2 separate regions of the Homo sapiens genome follow, and region 2 is linked to region 1. A link is a contact called in ENCODE Hi-C or POLR2A ChIA-PET data. All regions are on one chromosome and are shown on one strand. Each heading gives the region's core, a stretch centred on a gene start or an enhancer-like site at or near the end of the contact. The rest is flanking DNA. Distances are from core to core; before and after follow the strand shown. Region 1 has its middle 73 kb from the start of BCOR. Region 2 holds the start of NYX (nyctalopin).

Evidence for each region. Hi-C counts contacts between places; a loop is a spot of excess contacts on that map. ChIA-PET counts read pairs that join two places held with the same protein, here RNA polymerase II (POLR2A). Pooled maps may share reads with other maps.
Region 2: a loop to region 1 is called in a map with no recorded cell type, with 9 times the contacts of the local background. The contact joins the promoter of NYX here to the enhancer-like site in region 1. A Hi-C loop is called at or near these places in 3 of 37 single-sample maps with no recorded cell type and 3 of 50 pooled maps. POLR2A ChIA-PET finds 5 or more read pairs at or near these places in 1 of 52 experiments (activated B cell).

Annotation. Positions count from the first base shown.
Region 1 is chrX:40,168,642-40,173,562 of GRCh38, forward strand. It overlaps a transcript of BCOR not described here. Among named protein-coding and RNA genes, the nearest start is that of BCOR, 73 kb to the left of the region's middle. RefSeq lists enhancers at 480-1,170, 1,171-1,861, 1,444-1,643 and silencers at 3,369-3,428, 3,449-3,528. Within about 2 kb of position 3,475, at least 31 of the 41 ENCODE cell types and tissues checked have a DNase peak (open chromatin) inside an H3K27ac peak, as active enhancers do.
Region 2 is chrX:41,443,977-41,448,601 of GRCh38, forward strand. NYX (nyctalopin) reads left to right here and starts at 3,367. Exons shown (of 3, transcript NM_001378477.3): 1 at 3,367-3,540; 2 at 3,873-3,950. The coding sequence starts at 3,929. RefSeq lists enhancers at 1,033-1,102, 1,253-1,322, 1,443-1,492.

The DNA.
Region 1 (4,921 bases), core at 2,225-4,724:
GCCAAGGGGCTGGGGCTCCCCGGGGGGCTGCCTGGAGGAGACGCCACATCGGGCCTTCCCGCACCCCCGGCTGCCTTCCTGGACCGCGAGCACGGAGCCAGGGCGGCCTCTCGCCTTTCATTACGGGGCCTACGAAAGCAGCAGCCCAGGCAAATATGTAGCTATTAAAATTAATCGCCCCGCGTTGTCAGCTGAACATAATGCAAATTATTTATGGGCTGTCTGCGCAATATTTATCATCGTGCAGGCTCCAGGCGCTTCGTGCCTCCTGGCCTCCCCCGCCCGCCCGCCCTGGCCGGCGCAGGGCGAAGCTGCGCGCAGGCTGCAGCGGCCTGGGGGCTCTGGGAACCCGAGTGGGGTTCCAAGGGCGAGGCCGTGCGTCAGGCCGTCTTCCAGGCCGAGGGCCTCACTTTAGTTTCTGCCATTCAGTACACATTTATCGGAGGCCTATTACGTGCAAAATTAGGAGGTCCGCGAAATCGGGGTGAAAACCAATTTGGAGAAATCTAAACCAAACAGATGAGCTCGGGCTCGAGGGGCGATGCAGACAGAGGCTCCTCAGCTGCACAAGAGAATTTTCTCTGGCTCAAGTCGGTCCTTCAACCTGGGAAACCCATGTTTGCTAAAGCTGGATTCGCTCTAGGAGAAACAGGGAGCATCTGATGTGCTCAACAGATTCGAGTACAACGCTATCGACTGGAACAGGAATTCGGTGTCCTTCGAGCCTCAAAACTTGTTTGCTGATCGCAGATAACAGATTAACTGTTAATTGTCGAAATCGGCCAACCATTTAGTTTATCACTGTTGGGGGCCCCTTGGTATTCGCTGCACTTTTTATATGTAAAAACAGTCTTGGTACCTCCTAAACGGCTTTTGTGTGGCTTTTGTTTCTCTTTCAAATACGGTGTTTTAAAAAACAGCAGCAACACGCCACCCCACCCCCTCTTCAACCAAGCCTTCTGGTTTAAAAAAAAACAAAAACAAAAACCAGGAGGAGAAATAATCTATAGGACAATCCCCCCCCTACTGGTCGGAGCTGGCGTTGGGGCTTTTTACGCAGATCGAGTCGCCCAGGGCTGCGGAGGTAAACAGGCTTTCTGCACCGCTGCTAAATGAATCACGAGGGGGAAGAACCGAGACTGCTGGGCGAGGGAGGCCTCGGGATCTGGGCCGGGAGCCAGGGCGGGGACGGCGCTGCACGGGGGGCAATGAGGTGGAGACGGGACCAGGGTTAACCCTGGTCCAAGGCCCCAAGGCCAGGGAAGGGAGAGTAAGGCCGGTGGGCGGTCCAGCCGGAGGCCCCTACTCGCTATCTGCGAGGCAGGGTGAACGCGCAGCCTGGGCCTCCATCCCCAGCGCGCCTGGGCACCACCTGGGGCCGGTCACGCTGCCTGAGCCCATCTGCGAGGAAGGAGGTCACGAGGCACCCCCTCCCACAGAGTTTTAACAACTCCAGGCCTTCAAGACGCAGTAGCAGGCCTGGGTCTTCTGATGTTCATTTAAAGCAAAATGATCGCCTTTCTTCACTGTCCCCACCCCAGACGCCAACAACACCTTGCACCTAGCAGACCAAGCCTGAGTCAAGACGTCCTTCGGTCCTGGGGCTGGGGGAATGGCTACCAACGGGCATCTCTTCTGCAGACTAACAGAAGGGGATATAGCCAGGAAGCTACTATAAATTTATATTCTTCTTCCGGTTTTGTTTTGGTTTTGGTTTTTTTTTTTTTGAGACGGAGTTTCGCTCTTTTGCCCAGGCTGGAGTGAAGTGGCACGATCTCGGCTCACTGCAACCTCTGCCTACCGGGTTCAAGCAATTCTGCCTCAGCCTCCCCAGTAGCTGGGATTACAGGCGCCCGCCACCTTGCCCGGCTAATTTTTTGTATTTTTACTAGAGACGGGGTTTCGCCATGTTGGCCAGGCTGGTCTCGAACTCCTGACCTCACGTGATCCACCCATCTCGCCTCCCAAAGTGCTAGGATTACAAGCGTGAGCCACCGCGCCCAGCCTTCTTAAAATGTGATTTGACCCAATTTAAAGCCTCCCTTTCTTCCCCATTAACCTCCAGTTTTTGACAGATTTTCTTAGAACATTCCAAAGATTCTCTCATTACTTCAGAAACTTATCTCGAAATGATGTAAAAGGAGGTTCAAAATATTAGGTTGCTTTTGGGTTCCCTTTATCTCGAACATTGTTGCGTAGATTTGAGAAAGGGCTGATTTCTACTTTGTTTTCTAATCAGCAAGTCACTGGTTTTTCTACCTAAGAGAGACTGAACATTAACCACAGTGAAGCAGAAGGGTTGAGCCGCATTTACAAAGTGCCTTCACATTTTGGTCCTCAGAAACCCATCCGAGGGGGACAGAGTAGGTGTTACTGTTCTGATTTTACACATGAAGAGACTGGCCACTCGCCCCCACAAATTTCTGGAAGCTAGTCTTCCTCACTGAACTGGAGCCAGAAGCCATGTGAAGCCAGCCTGCTCCTGCCTACACCCTCCTTCCTCCAGGTCAATGTCATTTAGAATATATTGCATCCTTTTCTTGGATCTGTCTGCTAGGACCCGGGCCACCCTCCTGCTGGAGGCAACCCCGACAGCCCATATTTTAAGCAGCTCTTTTCACAGCCTGCAAACCTCACGGATTGTCTCTTACAACTGTCTGTTTACTCACTTCCCTCCACCCAGTCAATTCCGACTCCAGGCCCGGGAGGACAATTTTAAAGTGTTTCTGCAGACAGACCCTCTGGCCGCGCCGGAAGTGTTTTATGGACCTGTGAGCCGAGTTAATCCCAGGAGGCGCGGCTGGATTAGTCCCGGGTATGGGTGGGGGATTCATGTGTTTAGGTTTAATCCCCATGGGGGGGGGGCGTAAGGAGAATGGGGGTCGGGTGGCTTCAGCAATGTGTGCCCCCTCCCCATTAAACTCCGAGATTTGCGCTAGAGCGGATGGAAACCGAGGCACGCAGCCCTCGACCCCGGCCAGGCGTGGAGTAGGGGAGCAGGGGGTGCCCCGCGTGGGCGCACCCTAAGAAACCAGTGCGGACATGGCGAGCGAGACCAGAGCGCAGTTGTGTGTGGTTTTTCCCCAGGTTTTTATTCTTCCAGCCCTGTGGAAAGGAGGAGAGCCGCAACCCGGAGAGGGAGCCGGAAAGAAACACTTAATCACCGGCGTCTCGCTGCTCGTCACGCGAAGATGGCAGCGGCTCCCCTGGGTTTCAAGGTTCCGGGAAAGGCGTGTGTTCTGCCTTAAGGCGCGCGGGCTGATGCGCTCTCTCCCTCGGCTCGGCGGCCGGCTCCGGCTCACAGAGCCTCTCTCAACGCCGGCAAGTGCAGCCGGGCCGCCCAGCCCCCAGGCCAGCCTGGCCCCCTCTGGGCCTGGGGTTGGCGAGGGCAGCTGGGCGTCTGCGCTGCCCAGCCCAGCCGCGGATCCATGGGGTTTCGCGAGCTGAAAGTAAAGGCTTGAGGGAGTGGGGACACCCACACCGACCCGCGGCACGCAGGGGAGTCAAGCTGCGGCCAATGCAAGACGAGCAGGGTAGACTACTACTAGCGGTGGCCGGAGGCTCAGCCACCTTCGCGGGAGAGGGGATTTACCGCCACCCTCATCCACGCGCAGGCCCCACCGCCCGGTCCTCTCCTCTGATCCCCGGGCCATTGCGAAACACGGAGCGAACAGGTCCTCGCCAGCAGCCGTCATTTCCCGGGAAGATGGGAACCCACAAGCCTGACTGTGCTTCCTAAGGATACTAGCGTGCGCGCAGACCTTGGGGGGAAAGAGGGCAGCGCGGTCTCCCCGACCCGGACTCTTCCCTGGCGCAGCACACAACCGCCACGGGCTTCCGAAGCGCCCGAGCGGGGAGGAGGAAGGAAAAGCGGAGGCCCGGGAGGCGGGCTGCGCGCTTGGAAGCCGTGTGTGTTTATGTGTCTGCGCGCGCGCCCTGGCCGGACGGGTGTTGAGGGGAGAGTGATCGTGAGCAACCCGGAACCAGCAGTCCCAACCTGGACTGACGAACTGGGCTCTCCAGTCCTGGGCCGTGGGGCTCCATGCCTCGGGCTGGCGGGACAAGCGGCGGGGAGCCCGGAGCTTCGGAGCCGCCGCCGGGCATCTAGCCAGCTCCGCGGGAGAAGCCCGGGGGCGCGTCGGGAGCCAGGGGACTGGTGTGAACTAGCCGCCCCCGCAGGCGGACGTTTAGCTCCGGCACCCGGGAGCACTGACACTGGGCGATAAGGAGTTCCTCGGCAATCGGCTGTCCCCAGTCCCCAGTCACCTCCGGCGGACGTGACCGCCGGATGCTATGCAGCTAGGTGGGCCAGGGGGGCCTTTGCATTGCCTTCCCTGACCCCTTCCTTGCCGCGGAGGAGCCACAGTAAGATGCCTCTGTACGACTCTCCAGAACTTTCTTTTGCAAAATAAAGGCCAAATGTTGGGCCTTCTAGTCTCTTCATATTTTCCTTTGGAAGGTTGGGGTCCAGGCAGTCCTCTCGAAACAACCCCCAAACAGATCACTTTCATTACAAAACGCTAGAGAGGCAACACAGCCCTATTTCTCTCTCTGGTCAATCCAGGCCCTATCTCTCCCTCTGGTCAATCCAGGCCCTATTATCCCAAGCTGTGCGGCTTTGGGCAAACCGCTTAACAGTTCGAAACCTCGGAGTCCTCATCTGTAAAATAAGACCAATACTATTATCTACCTCGTAGGGTTGTTCTGAGGATAACATGCCTCCATACATAAGGTGCTTAGAACGCTGCCTCCAGTACAATGCTACGTGTGTTTGTTACTATGATCTGGCACTCCCTTTGGATGGGTAGGGAGTACAAAGTTCCGGGTTAAAGTTCCTGGAAGTTTACATGGAGCCAGTGGTCTTGGCAGGGTGGAAAGGGCACTATTGTATGGCCACTGAAAAGTGAAGGCCAAATGCCCT
Region 2 (4,625 bases), core at 2,117-4,616, 1.3 Mb after region 1:
CAGCCAGACATTGTGGGAGTGCAGACTTGGATCAAGCACAGCCCCTCCAAGGAGGCCAGCCATCCAAACACTATGAACTTTGGGCGCAGTGGCTCAGGCCTGGCGTGGTGGCTCACGCCTGTAATCCCAGCACTTTGGGAGGCCGAGGTGGGCGGATCACTTGAGGTCAGGAGTTTGAGGCCAGCCTGGACAATATGGTGAAACCCCATCTCTACTAAAAATACAAAAATTAACCGGACATGGTGGCGCGTGCCTGTAATCCCAGCTACTCCGGAGGCTGAGGCAGGAGAATTGTTTGAACCCGGGAGGCGGAGGTTGCTGTGAGCCGATAGCGCACCACTGCACTCCAGCCTGGGCAGCAGAGCGAGACTCAGTTTCAAAACAAACAAACAAACAAACAAACAAACAAACAAACAAACACTGTGAACTTCGAGGCAGATGCCTGCAAGTGAGAAAGGAGGGCACTGGAAGGGGATTCATTTCTTAGAGGTGGTAGCGCTTATGCTAAGCATAGCAGGCAGATTGAGATTTCAGCAGGTGGAGAAGTGGGGAAAGAAAGGAGCAAAGCAAAGGCCCAGGAAGGGCTACCCAGGGTTGGGGTGTCTGTGAATTGTCACTACAGGGCAGAAAGGCTGGAGGGCAAATCTGTGTCCTCCAGATAGCAGGCAAAGCCTCCAGTAGTCGCCGGCTGTCTTAATTAATCGGTAATTCTTACCAATTCCAAGGTGGGGAAGCCTGGCCAAAACGGCGAAACCCCATCTCTGCTAAAAACACAAAAATTAGCCAGGCATGGTGGCCGGCGCCTGTAGTTCCAGCTACTTGGGAGGCTGAGGCAGGAGAATGGCTTGAATCCAGGAGGTGGAGGCTGGCAAAATCATGCATCTTGGGCCATCACTATTTCTCAAGGTCACTTACACACCCCTTCTCCCTCCTTCAGCTCCTTTTATGGGCTACCAACTGCATGATGAGTGAGAACTAGCATGGGTACAAAACCACCCCAGGAGGGCCAGGTACAGTGGCTCACGCCTGTAATACCAACATTTTGGGAGGCTGAGGCCAGTGGATCATTTGATGTCGGGAGTTCGAGACCAAACTGGCTAGCATGGTGAAACCTCATCTTTACTAAAAATACAAAAAAAATTAGCCGGGTGTGGTGGTACTCACCTGTAGTCCCAGCTACTCAGGAGGCTGAGGCAGGAGAATTGCTTGAACCCGGGAGGCAGAGGTTGCAGTGGGCTGAGATCACGCCACTGCACTCCAGCCTGAGGGACAGAGTAAGGCTCCATCTCAAAAACAAAAACGAAAAAATCCCTCCCCCAGCAGCCCACGAGTGGCTGGAGTAGGCTCTGAAAGGGCCGGCCTTTCTCCTGTCTTGAGCTTTAAGTTTCTCCCAGGGGAAGTCAGTCAATCGCATTTCCTGTAACAACCCTGGGCCACCTGCTTTTCTCCCTGCAGCAAGGTTTTGATTAAGGGCTGCTCATCCTCCCAAGTCGGTGGTACCAGCTCACCTGGTGGATGGGCTCCTTCCTTTTTATGCCAAGAGTCTCTGATGCCTCCTTATTTTCCACTTGGGAGAAATGTTTCAGTTCACAGGTGGAGAAGAAGGTCTTCCTTAGTGGGATCCCAGTGCCAGAGCACCAGGCCCACTGGCCTGGAGAAGATTGAAGGGAAGGTTGGACCAATAAGCTGCGAACAAAGGTTGTGGGTGCAGACAGGTTGGCTCTTACAGTCGAGATTCAGCCTCTGGACTGCTGCTGGGGGAGTGGGGGCTTCGTTGGGCTAAGGCTTGGGGTGATGGCTACAGGGACACCTCCGACACTGGTGGTCACAATGAGAGGGCTGCCCACTGCTCTCATCTAATAAGCCAGGCGAGTCCAACACTGGGGATAGAGATGTCATTTGAGAGGCCTCCCCCACCCACATCCCTACCCCATCCCTAGTATTCTCTTCTTTCCAGCAGGTTAGACAAGTTCAGCCACATTTTGGCTTTCAAGGCTCAAATGGAAGAAAACAAAAATTCCCCAGGGCACGGTGGCCTGAGATGTCTAGATTCACATCCAGAACCCTTTCTGTGGGAAGGGAACTCCTGGCTTCCTTTCATCAGCACTGGCTCACCAAGTCCTGCGTGGCCAGAACTTGGCAGGTTGCCATGGATACCTGGAAGTGCTGTCCCAGCAGACAGCAGAGGCTTGCTGGGGCCAGGAGAATGTGGGGGCACCTGAACTGCTGGCCAGAAAGGCTAGATAAACAGGCCCCCCTGCCACCCTCATTTTGATCAGACCCCCTCCACCAGTCTCCTAAAACAGGGCTTTCCAAACTTTACCGGGCACAGGAATCCCCCTCTCCGCCGACCTAGTTAAAATGCAGATGCTGGCCGGGCGCGGTGGTTCACGCCTGTAATCCCAGCACTCTGGGAGGCCGAGGCGGGTGGATCACAAGGTCAAGAGATCAAGACCATCCTGGTCAACATGGTGAAACCCCGTCTCTACTAAAAATACAAAAAATTAGCTGGGCATGGTGTAGTCCCAGCTACTCAGGAAGCTGAGGCAGGGGAATCGCTTGAACCCAGAAGGTGGAGGTTGCAGTGAGCCAAGATTGTGCCACTGCACTCCAGCCTGGGCGACAGAGTGAGACTCCATCTCAAAAAAAAAAAAAAAAAAAAAAAAGCAGATGCTGATTCAACAGGTCTGGGGCGGGGGGTAGAAGGCGCTGAGATTCTGTTTTCCTAACGAGCTCTCAGGTACTGCTGCTGGTCCACCGGCCACACTGAGTAGCCAGGGCCTAAACTGAGTCCTGGTGGGTTTCAGAAACCTCAGCCAGATTCTGAAGGTCCCATTCCTGGACCCACTGCCTTAGGCCACCACTACCAGCCCTAACCCCAGTGGGAACCTCTTGCCTTCTTGTAGTGGAAGGACTCTCTCCAGTCCGTTTTTGTATCATTCACCATCAACCACTTCAAAGAAAGGAAATCAGCAGCCGGCATTTTGGGGAAACATTTTAAGCTGTCCTGTCCCTTCTCCAGCTCTCCAAGTTATATAATGCGTCCTTGTTGAAAATGCTGATAATGCTGTTTGGGTGGCAGGAAGCCAATTTCAGGCTACATATTGCTTGGGGCTGGGGCTGGGGTCAGGGAACGGGGCAGGGTCTGGGGAAGGTTTAAGGAGAGAAAGGGGCCAGGCAGATGGAGAGAGGACAGGAGGGCCAGGGTGGTCAAGGCCCGGGGATAAAGCCGATTGGTATGTCAGCAAAATCTGTCACTGGCTTTAGTGATTCGAAAGGCAGACACATTCTTTCATCTCTGTTAATCCTCATGTGATACAGAGGATTTTCCTGCCATTAAATCTGGAGAAAGAAAAATAAGCACTCAAACCTGCACAAGTAACTATTCCTCTTCACCCCTTCCTCCCGTCCCCCCACCCCCACCTTTACTTCTCTCTCAAACCATTTTCAGCATCTGTGGCTGCCTGACTTGGGAGATGGATGGGCTGAGGGAGTGGAGGGGGACCTCAGAGGAGCAGGACCAGGGAGACTCCCAGGACGGTAAGCAACATTTGAGGACCATTCACTAACGCTTCTCTGCAGGGGTTTCCTCTCCATCCATTTCCTTGCTGGGTTGTCAGTGATGCCATCTGAGTTGCTGTCAGGGCTGTAGCCTGACAAAGGGTTTCCTAATAGATCCAAACTGTCCATTTGTGGGGAGCTTCTGATTTTCTGTTGTTACTGGTTTCCCTTAGCCCAACACCAGGGTCATTAAGAAGGAAGGAATGTGAGGAAGAAAGAAAGGCAGGGCATTCAGGAAGAAGTGTGGAGGCATGGGAGGGTTCTCATGGGGCCCTCCTGGGCACTGGGTGACCTGTCCTTTCTCCCCTCAGGTAGGGGTCCCACGGCTGGGTGGTCCTAAGCCACTGGGTGGATGAAAGGCCGAGGGATGTTGGTCCTGCTTCTGCATGGTGAGTTCTCCTGCCGGTGGGTGCAAGGGTTGGGAAGAGGGGTGGAAGCCACAGAGCTTCTGCCCAAAGAGTCTTTAAAGTGGCTTCTGGGACAGCGGTATCTGGACACTTCTGATCAGGTTTCACTGACCCTGTGATCGTGGGGGAGGGGATAGAGAAAGCAAGAAAACAGCAGGTGGTGGGGATTTTTGTTTCCTAAAAACAAAACTCCTGAGCCGAATATATGAAATAGTCCTCTTGGTGATTTTCTTATTCTAATTTCAGATATGAATTCATTGGTGTGATAACCAAAAGCTACAGTGCTACAGTGTTTTTTTGTTTTGTTTTGTTTTTGGAGATGGAGTCTCGCTCTGTCACCCAGGCTGGAGTACAGTGGTGCGACCTCGGCACACTGCAAGCTCCGCCTCCCGGGTTCACGCCATTCTCCTGCCTCAGCCTCCCGAGTAGCTGGGAGTACAGGTGCCCGCCACCACGCCTGGCTAATTTTTTGTATTTTTAGTAGAGACGGGGTTTCACCATGTTAGCCAGGATGGTCTCGATCTCCTGACCTCGTGATCTGCCCGCCTCGGCCTCCCAAAGTGCTGGGATTACAGGCGTGAGCCACCGTACGGTGGTTTTTTCTTTTCTTTTCTTTTCTTTTTTTTTTTTTTTGAGACAGAGTCTCACTCTCGCCCA